2 separate regions of the Homo sapiens genome follow, and region 1 is linked to region 2. A link is a contact called in ENCODE Hi-C or POLR2A ChIA-PET data. All regions are on one chromosome and are shown on one strand. The core of a region is the stretch at or near the end of the contact, and the rest is flanking DNA. Distances in the headings are between cores, read along the strand shown.

Evidence for each region. Hi-C counts contacts between places; a loop is a spot of excess contacts on that map. ChIA-PET counts read pairs that join two places held with the same protein, here RNA polymerase II (POLR2A). Pooled maps may share reads with other maps.
Region 1: a map of endothelial cell of hepatic sinusoid shows a loop between it and region 2 (4-fold over the local background). The contact joins two enhancer-like sites. A Hi-C loop is called at or near these places in 3 of 168 maps with a recorded cell type or tissue (PC-3, SK-MEL-5 and endothelial cell of hepatic sinusoid), 3 of 37 single-sample maps with no recorded cell type and 10 of 50 pooled maps. POLR2A ChIA-PET finds 5 or more read pairs at or near these places in 8 of 52 experiments (A673, CD8-positive, alpha-beta T cell, OCI-LY7 and 4 more).

The regions. Positions count from the first base shown.
Region 1 is chr7:117,128,214-117,134,340 of GRCh38, forward strand. ST7 (suppression of tumorigenicity 7) reads left to right here. Exons shown (of 16, transcript NM_001369598.1): 4 at 1,580-1,634; 5 at 2,278-2,393; 6 at 3,672-3,747; 7 at 5,911-5,979. The region is part of intron 2 of ST7-AS2 (ST7 antisense RNA 2); the gene reads right to left. Among named protein-coding and RNA genes, the nearest start is that of ST7-AS2, 14 kb to the right of the region's middle. Within about 2 kb of position 4,283, at least 5 of the 41 ENCODE cell types and tissues checked have a DNase peak (open chromatin) inside an H3K27ac peak, as active enhancers do; they include PC-3, where a contact is called at or near this core.
Region 2 is chr7:117,005,139-117,010,762 of GRCh38, forward strand. All of the region lies in intron 1 of ST7 (suppression of tumorigenicity 7), which reads left to right. Among named protein-coding and RNA genes, the nearest start is that of MIR6132, 12 kb to the right of the region's middle. Within about 2 kb of position 4,218, at least 2 of the 41 ENCODE cell types and tissues checked have a DNase peak (open chromatin) inside an H3K27ac peak, as active enhancers do; they include PC-3, where a contact is called at or near this core.

The DNA.
Region 1 (6,127 bases), core at 3,033-5,532, 120 kb after region 2:
ATTCTCTGAGCAGGGGTTGGCAGTGGTGAGGTCCAGGTAGTTATAATAGCCATAAGAGCAGGGATTATGGTTATTGAGCTCACCAGTGTGTTTCAAGCCATGATCTGGAGTCAAGGTGTTAGTGATTCCTCTAAGGGGAGAAAAAATAATTACAGGAAGCATAATTTTGTAGTTAATGCCATATGAAGTGACAGCCATCAAATCTCAGTTTCACAAGAACAAAATTCAGAGATGCTAAATTAAGTGGACAAAGATCATTTTCTAAATGGCAAGTTAAGCTAAGTGACAAAAAATTTAGGGCCATTATTTATAAATATTGTGTAAATTTTAAGTGGGATCCTGCCCTAATTTAGAAATAAGTACATCTTCTTTAAATGAAAACACGTATTCCTGTTATGTGTATATCCTTTACTATTTTAACAAATATTTGTTGAGATTACACACATGTTCCCAGAGTGCTTTGTGTTCTCCATTATCACACTGTGTTGAAATTGATGGTTTACTTATTTCCTCCAGTGGGTGCTCAAATTAATGCTCAGTGGATGGATGGATGTTGAATGTACAGGACTGAGGGTAGGATCCTAATGAATCACCACGTGGCCTTCAATGTCCTTTGGATTTCTGCAATAATTGCTCACTTTTTTGTACATATGTTGTTGGATGTGGTTTTTGCTGGTTGCACACGCACATAGATGTTTTGAATACTATTAACTGATTTTTTTATAATAAAATCTTATTCATCCAAAATCTAGTATTCTGAATCAGTAGAAAGTCTTAATCATAGACTGTTTTAAAAGAATTGTAGTTTATTAGTCATATGCTTACCATTATAACACAGTCTTAAAGTTAATGCTTGGCTTTTCTAAGTTAAAGTCCTTTTGTTCTAAATTTCTGTGGTCCTGGTATAATAAAGAGGTATGACCTATTAGGATGTGCTAACATGATGATATTAGTATGATGATTAGTATATGTATCTGTGCAAGTAAATGATATTAAAATGCTTTGAGACAATTTCTTTTAATTGCATTTCTTCCTACAATATGGTAATCTTATTAATTTTCTTATTCCTTTCCTGTAAGGCAAAAGCAAACTGGTAAATTATCATAAAATCACTGTTAGCATGAACCCAAATTAAGACTATAAGGCTGTTTGCATATTATACTCTATAGTTTGTCTTGTCATGTACAACGTTATTATGAGGTATGTTTTAGACTGACAGAAAATAGTTTTACTTCTGCCTATACTTTTATCTATAAGGTTTTAGAAGTAAATTCATAGAATCAGTTTGGACCTCTTGAAATAATTTTAGGAGTTATGAACTAGCTGATTTTGGCATGCATCTTGATTTGGCAAGTGAGGAAACTCAGGCCCAGAGAGATTAGGCAAAACTTTCCAAAGTCCCGGAGCCTGAGCCACATTTTGTGATTAACCACCCAGAGTTTTTCCACATTGCTTCCCATGTAAAGGGTAGTGAATAGAATTATCTTATCAAATGGCAGGAAGGGTGTTTTGCTGAATTAATTAGCTTGTAGTGTCACTGAACTTACGCGTAACATTTTCATATTTCTCTTTGTTGCAGAATGCAAAGTATGGCGAAATCCACTAAATTTATTTAGGGGTGCTGAATACAATCGGTAAGCATTTTGACAGCTTGGGAAACAAATGGGTCTGGTTCAGAGAGCAAAGACAGCAGCAAATGTTTTTGCTGGTTCATTTAGGGGTCATTGTAACAGTCTATGTAGTGCGTCCATTTTTTAATACTATCTTCAAATGTTTTGATTTTTCTGTTTTATAAATATTTTAGCACTAGATTTGGGATAATGTACAAAAATGTGTAGTTTTTAGAGTTTTTGTATTAACAGTTATTCTTTTCAATATATACTATACATTGAAAACATTTTGAAGCTTACCTGGAATATGGTTATAGAGATGTCGCAGAAGTTATGTTGGAATTTAGTTTAGCAAAGTAATTAGGCAAATTAGAATTTTCATAGCTTTAGGAAAGTGTCTATTCATAATATGAATTAGGGAAGGTTTTCATTAGCAAGGGCTAGTAAATTTTAAGACAAAAACACAGGAGAAAATGTTTATTTCTTTTGACTGATATAATTCCTGAAGGGAGAATAAGATGATTTTTAAAAATTTTTTTTATTCATTAGCAAAGCTATTTTAGTATTCAGTTAATGGTCTATATTTCAACGCCTCTGCAGCTTAATATTTTATAGGTCTTGCTTTTCTCTCTCAAAAGTGTCTAATCATCTTATTTCTCCTTTGCAGGTATACTTGGGTGACAGGACGAGAGCCTCTTACTTACTATGACATGAATCTCTCTGCCCAAGACCACCAGACATTCTTTACTTGTGACTCGGACCATCTGCGTCCCGCAGATGCAAGTATGAAAAATCCATACATCCTTCTGAATGGGAGGGCTTTTTGGCTTAAGTGTCAAGATTTCTGCTTTTAGAATATCCACTCTGTAAAACTCCAATGAATAAAATATTAAATTGTTGATTGACTAATAAGAACCCAGAACTCTGATAATTAAGTAAACCTTTATCACAATGAAGTATTTATGTTGAAATGAGTCCCCTCATAATAATTTGAATCATGATTTTTAAAAATATATCGAAGTTGGTTTTATATATTTTAAAGAAATATGAATCTTATATGAAGCTAATGAAGTTCTTGGTTGAGTTAGCATGAAGGCCTTATCTCCTTTATGATATTCAAAGTAGAAATTGGAATTTACTGGATTCAGATGATTAATGAATATATTTTAGTGACTTTTATTTGCCTATTTATAGGTTAACTAGCATCGAATGGGGTCATGGCCTTGGCTATTGGAGTCTAGATGTGTGTTCCATCTGAGAAAATACTTTGTTTAGTGTGTATTTTACATTACTTGAGTTTCAGATAATTCAACTGAAATTTTTTGTTATAAAATTTATTCAAAGTAAATAGGTGAAAAAATGTTTTTGAAAGGGAACCTCTACACACTCTAAAATAATTTATAAAATACAAATTTATAAAATAAATAAGGAGATTGTTACTCCTTTGTAAAATGGTACTCTTTGCTATGGTAGAAACATCATGGTACAGTAAATATTCCCATTGAGCTTCCCACCATATGTTCAGAAACTGCTCTGATGTATAAAAGCTAGGTTTGCAGGTAAATTTGGGATATAAGTACACATGTTAAGCAAAAGCTTAAGCATTTTTTACTGACCCACGCATAATTCTTGAAATGGTTTCAGAATGTTCTAACACCAAGAGTCTGTGTTAAGTGCTTCGGAAAATGACCAATTATGTTGTATCTAAGTGAATGAAAAGGTTGGTAGCAATGTCATCTCAAAATGCATAAAATATATTCTCCAAGAACAAATGACATTAATGTGCAAAAGACACGCAAAATCTCTGTTAGAGTGCCTTTTCTTGATTTCCTTAGCCTGTAGTTTTGTGAGCACAAAAAAGGTTTGCTATCAGCAGTTGAAATACTGTGGAATAGCACATTAATACACTAATATGACTTTGGAGATTTTGGCCAACCCTCTTAGCAATGAAATATGTTCTTGTAATTTAAGCTGACACTCCTAATTTAGCTCTTGTCCTCTACTGAGTCTACCTAATTATATGTATGGATTGACTTGGTGTTTTCTCTTTTTCTTAAATAGTAATGCAGAAAGCCTGGAGAGAGAGAAACCCCCAAGCTAGGATTTCTGCAGCTCATGAAGCCTTGGAGATAAATGAGTAAGTGGGGGAAAATCTTGCTGTTAAAAAGGAAATCTCATCCTTTGCTGAATATATTCAGTTGCCATTGATAGGATACTTAAATTAAACTGCATTTGAACTGGAGGATTATTTGGGGAGTTATTACTCTATTTAAAAAAGTTTTTTTTTTAAATGAAGGACAGCCACCATGTGGAGGTGGTTTTAGTCATTTTATGAATTCAATGGCTTTGCTGTGATCCTAAATTAATTTCTTGAAGGGCTATCCCTAGGATATTGTGAGGATATAAAATAAATACAATTCTTTACATATCTAAAACATTCTGACAGGGAAAATTTTCCAGATGTAGAATGCTCATCTGCACTAGAACATTTTCTAGTAGAACTTCTGCTAGTGGGGAAAACATGATAACAACATAAGGTTTAAAAAAAAAATTTTAGAAAATACTTCAAGATTAAGACAAAGATAAGAGGAAATGCTGTCTTGAGTGTTGTTAAACATTCTGTGGGTTACCAAGGAAGGCTGGGAAATCTCTTCTGGAGATCTCAGAAAATGAGAAAGATTCTTAAAGTTGGAGTCATAAAAACTCAGGGTTGGCAGAGACCTTAAAGGTCACTTAGCTGAACCACCCATCTGGTGCTTGAATCACCTCAACACTATCCTTGCCAAGTGGTCATTGTTAAACTATTTTATGATTTTTCTGAAGAAGGTTACAGAATCTTCTTCAGAGATCTTAGGGAAAAAAAAAAAAGATTGTCGTGAGAGTTGAAAATCCTGCCATTGTAACCAGTTGATCTACGGTTTCTGATTCTGTCATGCAACATATTTATTTTCCAGTTTCTTGTCATCTACAAATTCGATATGCCTGCCTTCTGTGTGTCATCCATATTTCTGAGAAAAATATGAAGGCCAGGAATAGAGCCCTGTGACATGACATAGAAACTACCCTCCAGGTTCATGTCTTCATGAATCACCATCTTTTGTATTGTTCACTCAATTACTAAGCCACCCAGTTACACTGTGACTCAGCTCATATTTCTCCATTTGGATCTTAAGAATGCCAATCGTAGCTGCGGATCTTAAATTTATAGTAAATCTATTACAGTAAATTAAGCTAGCACAATCTGATTTATTTATTCTTAGTGAATATAAGCTGGCTTCTAGTCGTCACTACTTTCTTTTTAAAGTGCTTGGAGACCATTCCTTTAATAATCCATTAGAATATCTTTCCAAATCACTGTGTTCTGTAGTTTGGGAAGTCTGCCTTCTTCCCCTTTTTGAAAATTTATGCTACATTTATCATCTCATCTTCTAGCACCTCTCCATTCTTTGTGATTCCTCAACTATCCACAGAGAGCAATTCCATGGCCTGCCTACAAGGTCTTTCGGTTTCCTGGGATTTGCCCATCCAGTCCAGTAATTCATTTAGAATGGATCAATTATTTGCTATCTTACATCTTTTTACCCATTTTAGAGTTTAATTTCTTCTCCCTTTTTCAGTCTGACAGTCATTCTCCTTGATAGAGAAGCCAGGAACAAAATAGGAGGGAGAGAGTTTTGCTTTTTCTTTATTATCTACTGCTTTTAACAATAAACCTTCCTTGTTTTGATGTTATTATGTTGTTTGTCTTTTTTTTTTACTTATTTGCCTTTGTGACATGGGGACGGTGATAGGGCCTTAAATATAATTTTAAAATAGGGAATAAATGGTTGTCTTTAGTATTTTATTTTGTTTTATTATTATTATTATTATTGTTATTTTTGCAAGCTTCAGCTAATTTGGAATTGTAGCTCTCCTGACATTATTCTTATAAGCTCATTCCACTCTCTTATAGACCATCATTACATGCCCTCTTTCCATCTTTTAAAATATGTCCTTTAAAAATCTGACCTGGGAGAAATCTCTGTGAAGCCGTGTTGGTTACTTAAGTGCCACCCCTCTTTTCTTCCTGAGAGGATCATTTGTGATTGCAGTTACAGTTGAACATTTGGAAGCTGCTCAACCCTCTTAAACCATTTTTCCTTCTGAATCTCATGCCATTGAATCATGCCTCTTTTCTTTGAATTTTTTGAAGTCCACCTTCCCCTCTTTGATTACCCTGAACTCCGAAATGACATAGTGACTCTCTCTGAATGTTCCTATCAATTTTCATTTTACCAACTATTTTTTTCTTCTTGGTCAGAATTAGGTCCAGAGTTGAAGTTCCCCTAATTGCTTCCTCTACCATCTGGGAGATAAAATTGTTACCAAAGTAAGTCAAGAACCTGTTGGGTGCCCTACTTCTAACCAAATGAGACTTCTAGTGGATATCTGGATGGTTGACACCCCCATCACCACACTTTCTTGCTTCTGTATGTGTATTGTGTTGTGACAAGGATGCATCATCTATATCTTCCATC
Region 2 (5,624 bases), core at 2,968-5,467:
TTCCCAGTGAAATGCCAAGACAGGTCTGTCAAATCTAATTTTACAGAAGTGGAATGTATTTGTCAATATTTTATAATATTGACAAAAATAACTTAATTTTTTTTTCTTCATTTTATGTATCACTTCTTGTGACTTGTGAGAACAAATTTTTGATGTTAACAAGTCACATGTAAGTTTAAAATCTAATATTATTTTAACATTGTACAGAACAGGAATATCTAAAGGCTGTTGTTCCTAAGGCTAGCCCAGTTTCAGTCCACTTCACTTACAGCCATCTCCTGTGATGGTAAGCCACAAATGTCCCCTGTTTTCCTCTCTGCCTTCATATTGATTATTACTAATGTAAAAATATTTCCAATTTTTACAAATAGTTATGTGTGTCAGGTTTTAATGAAATGCTAAAGGACATTACTAATAGACCCCAAGAGATTCCGTTTCTTCTTCGCCTGTCACACTTCCTGCCCAAGTGCTGATGGACTGTGGAAACAATGACTACCATGGACCACTGTTTGAAGATGTAGTATGCTGAATTCCCAGACATCAACTTAAAAATAAATTCTGCTCATGAAAAGTATGCAGGGCATGTTTCTGCTTAAAAAAATGTCCTGGGAAAAAATCTAAATTGAATTCAGAAGATAGAGTACCATGTAAAAGAGTGGCCAAGTTATAGGAAGTATTTATTTTTTATCTTTAATTAGGTATTTTAACATTCAAAAAGCTAATGCATTTTGTTTCTTAGACATAAATAAATACGTAGATCATAAATAGAAATGTTTCAGAGATGTTTTATTTAAGAGAGTCAACAATAGTAATTAAATTAATACTAATAAATAATGCTAGCTCCTGACACTTTACCATTGACACTTTCACCAGTATCTTACATGAACCTCATAGCAACTCATAGCTCATGTCTGTGAAAACTGAGGCACAGAGTTGCCTAAAGAAGGCTCCAAAGTGGATTTTGCTTTAATTCCAGTACTTTTTCCACCTGATACCTTTTTCATGGTTGATTTATAGTAGAGTCAATGTGTCTTTTGAAAGAACAGTGTCCATATCTTATTGGAAATAGTAAAGCTTTCAAAAGAGAGCAGTTGTTATGAATCTGTCATCCTCTTACTTCCATCTTTAAAGTTTCAACAGTTCACTCTTTCCTTCTTACCATCCTTGTGTTTTCAGAATGCTATCACCAGTCAGTAGCAGTGTAGCATGACTACCTATTCTGAATGGTTTGTACCCTTTCTTAGACTTCAGGAGTTGCTTTCTACTCAAGCTAGTTCAATTGTTGACTCAACAAGCATTGCTAGGCATTAGATGTAACAGCACAATGTTTATTCCTTCTTTATATTTTTATGTCTTTTTATTCACAATTAAAATTTGTATAAGCTTTGCATAATTGCCATTTAAAGTTAATATTTTTCAACAAATGTAAGAACAGAAATATACCTAATTCCTACCAAACTTTTATAATTAGTTTAGCCAGTTATTCTGACCCTAACCATATAGAGGCACACCTTGTTTTGATGCACTTTGCTTTATTCTGCCTTGCAGATACTGCACTTCTTATAAATTGAAGGTTTGTGGCAACCCTGCATTGAGCATCTGTCGTGCCATTTTTCCAATGGCACATGCTCACTTCATGTCTCTGACTCACATTTTGGTAATTCTTACAATATTTCAAACCTTTTCATTATTATATCTGTTATGGTGAGCTGTGATCAGTGATCTTTGATGTTAGTATTGTAGTTGTTTTGGGGTGCCGCAAACCACATCCATATAAGACAGAGAGCTTAATTGATAAGTGTGTGTGTTCTGGCTGCTCCATTGACCTACCCTTCTCTAGTTTCTCTCCCTCTCTTTCGACCTTCCTAATCCCTGAGACACAATATTGAAATTAGGCCAATTAATAACCCTACAGTGACTTATAAGTGTTCAAGTGAAAGGAAGAGTCATATGCCTCTCACTTTAAATCAAAAGCTAGAAATGATTAAGCTTAATGACGAAGGCATGTCAAAAGCTGACATAGGCCAGAAGCTAGGCCTCTTGTGCCAGTTAGCCAAGATATGGATGCGAGGGAAAAATTCTTGAAGGAAATGTAAAGTGCTACTCCAATGAACACACAAATGTAACAGAATGAAACAGCTTTATTGCTTATATGGAGAAAGTTAGAGTGGTCTGATAGAAAATCAAACCAGCCATAACATTCCCTTAAGCCGAAGTCTAATTTAGAGCAAGGAACTCTCTTTAATTTCTTCAGGGGTTCTATGAAGGCTGAGAGAGGTGAGGAAGCTGCAGAGGAACGCTTTGAAGCTAGCAGAGGTTGGTTTATTTGGTTTAGTGAAAGAAGCCATCTGCATAACATAAAAGTGCAAGGTAAAGTACAAGTGTTAATGTAGAAGCTGCAGCAAATTATCAAGAAGGTCTAGCTGAGATACCTGATGAAGGTGGCTACACTCAACAACAGATTTTCAGTGTAGGTGAAAACAGTGTTATATTGGAGGAAGATGCCATCTAGGCCTTTCATAGCTGGAGAGAAGTCAATGCCTGGCTTCAAAGCTTCACAGGACAGGCTGACTGTCTTCTTAGGAGCTCATGCTCACATTGCCATGCAACCAGTCTTCAGAATTCTTTTCATTTTACGAAACTGAAGTTCTGTACCCATTAAACAACTCCCCATTTTCTTCTTCCTCCTGCCTCTGGCAATCACCATTCTACTTTCTGTCTCTATGAATTTGAAGTCTATAGTTGCACAGGCACAAATGTCTGTCTCTAGAAACATTTTCCAAGTAATACACTTCACTACATTTTCTCTTAGAATCACCTATATCTGTGTTAAAACTGTAAGAATCTGTGTTAAAATTTTAAGAATGTAGCAGTTGTCTTGATTAGAAATATATTTTCAATAGCCTTTCAAAAAACCAGAGACAAAAAAGCAGAGAGGAAATTATCTGCTTCTTATCTGAAGGCTAATGACAAAAAAAGTCATCCATGTGAACTTTAATAGAAATCTGCCGAAACCCTTAATGAGGTAGGTATCATGATCAGCGTAACTCATTACAGAATTGTTGTATTTTAGAGCTAGAAAAAAACCTCAGAAATAATTTTAAGTTCTTCATTTCATAAATGAAGTGATACTGTTGTGAAATGTCTAACCAAATTAATTAACTGTGCAGTTAGGATTGTAGTCTGTTTCTTGTTTCTCAAGAATTCCCTTTCAGCAATTGTTGGTGAACAGGGTCAGATTTTCTCAGACAAACTAGCTATTACTTGTGTTCTACACTATGAGTATGTTTTATAGAAAGTTTTCCTGGCTTATAATATAATTGAAGAGACTTGGAAATCTTAGCCCATGATTTCCATTTTTATATAATCTTCAAGGGCTAGAGATGTATGTGGATTGGAGGTATGTGGTTTTCCTTATCTGGGAAAGTAGTTGACAATTTCTCAGAAATTGAGCATTTATCACCAGTTCTAATGTGATAGGGAATGAGGTATTGTTCATAGTATCATCAGAAATGAAGGGAATTGGGATGAAACTTTTCTTGAATTTCTGACCCTGATGCAATCAGGCAGTTGTTGATGGATTCCATTATCTTCGTGAGTCTTGTCAATGGCAGAGACCTAATTGAAGATTAGAGCTCTTGCAGAGAAAGGTCAAATCAACCACAGTAAATATTGTTGAACAGGGTTTGGCAAACTGTAGCCCATGGGCTGCCTGTTTCTGTGAGATTTATAAGCTAACTTTTTTTTTAACATTTTTAAATCGCTGAAAAATTTTCAAAAGAATACGTCATGATATGTGAACATTACAAGAAATTTAATTTCAAAGTTTATAAATAAAGTTTTATTGGAACATGGCTACATTAATTTATGTATTGTTTATGACTATTTTTGCACTGAAACAATAGAGTAGTTGTGACAGAGAACAGATGGTCCCACAAAATCTAAACTGTTTACTATTTGGCCCTTTATAAAAAGGATTTGCCAGCTCCTGCTAGAAAACATTGAGAATGATTTGTTTTGTAGTACCATGGAAATTTGTGATCTTCTTTGCTTACCTAGAACTGCAGCTGTATGCTACAGCTAAGAAATTCCTTAAAGAACTTCTCCACTTTTTTTTTGTTTTTTTTTTTTTGTTTTTGGCCTCTGGGACAACCCACACTAGTCCATTCATGACTATTTTTTATGACTTTCTTTGCTTATTTTCCAGTGGTTCCTTTTGCCAATCATGTGAACAGACCAAAACCACACAGGAAGGTCTGTGGTTTGCCTAAAGAAGCTTTTCTACAGAGGGATATGTCTGGCTTGGGTACCTCCCTGTTTGTTGTACAAACCTATAGTTTGATTCTGATCATTACACTAGAGCTTTGATTCAAATGTATATAAAATGACCATCACTGTCAGGATGTAAAATGAATAAGCATATTTATTGTTGGATTCATATTTGTAGGACGAAAATCTTAATCTTTCTTATTTTTATCAGGCATTTTAGTAACTTTAGTAATGTTTCTCATGACTGCTAATTATACATCAAGATTAATTGCTATATTTTTTTTTAATTGGCTAACCTTAAACACATAAACCCAATGTCCTTTTTTATAGTCATCTTCTGATAGAGTTAAAACATCAGTGATAGGGAGACCACACAGCACCTCTTATAAAAGTTATTTACCTCCTTTTTCCAGCTGTGGTTACTTGATTTTAGTTCTCTTGAGGCCACTGTAAGAAGGGAGTGGCCCTACAACCATGTAAGAGATCTGTGCTTTGCAGCCACTGAGAACCGGGGATCCTGCCACTATTGCCACCATCCTTTTAAAGCATAACAACAAACAGGTGTTGTGTATCCAGAAAGAGCCCTTATCTGAAGGTTTGGAGTTTGGTTAAGCAGATCTTTTATTATGTTTTACTCATGCGTTTGGTCATAATTATGCTTTTGTGCTCAATAAGGATGATTGTTATCTGTGAAAGTAACTGACAATTTCTCAGAACCATTGCCTTGGTTCTAGGTTCTAGGTAGCTAGTAACTAGTCTGGTTAGTGCCATGGAGAATGTGGAGCACTGGTCTGGGTCATGATATTGAGTTGAGTAGCTGAATTCTCTCCTCACTTCATAGGGTAGTTCTTTTATCTGGTTAGTGCTAGATGCTCATCTGTCTTAGCTTACTTAAATTTTGAGGTCTTGGGAGTAGAGCCCAGTAATGGGAGGAGCTGGGCATACGCTCTAGGAATCTTCTGCATCCAGATAATCCTTTTTTTAGTGGAGTCTTCTCACATTTTGGGATAGGCCATGAGGTAGACTTGGGGCTCAGTAAGCAAAGCCAATGAGGATGACAAAACATGAAAAGGAAATGCTGATGCAGATGCAGGCTGGAGTGGGTGGTAAGAGGCCTGGGAGAGCAGCAAGATGAGATATCTTAGATAATGTTTGTTCTGACTTAGTAATAAGGTGAAATTGGGATGTGACATAACCTTAAGGCATTTTGACTTAGCTCTCACATGTTGGTGAGAATTGAGACTAGAGGGAAAACCCCCTATTTTCATTTCTGAAATGCAGAAAAATAGAGTGAACATTTATAATCCAACCCTGGTATTTTAAAACATGTGTAATAACAAAGTCGGTTATTGTAT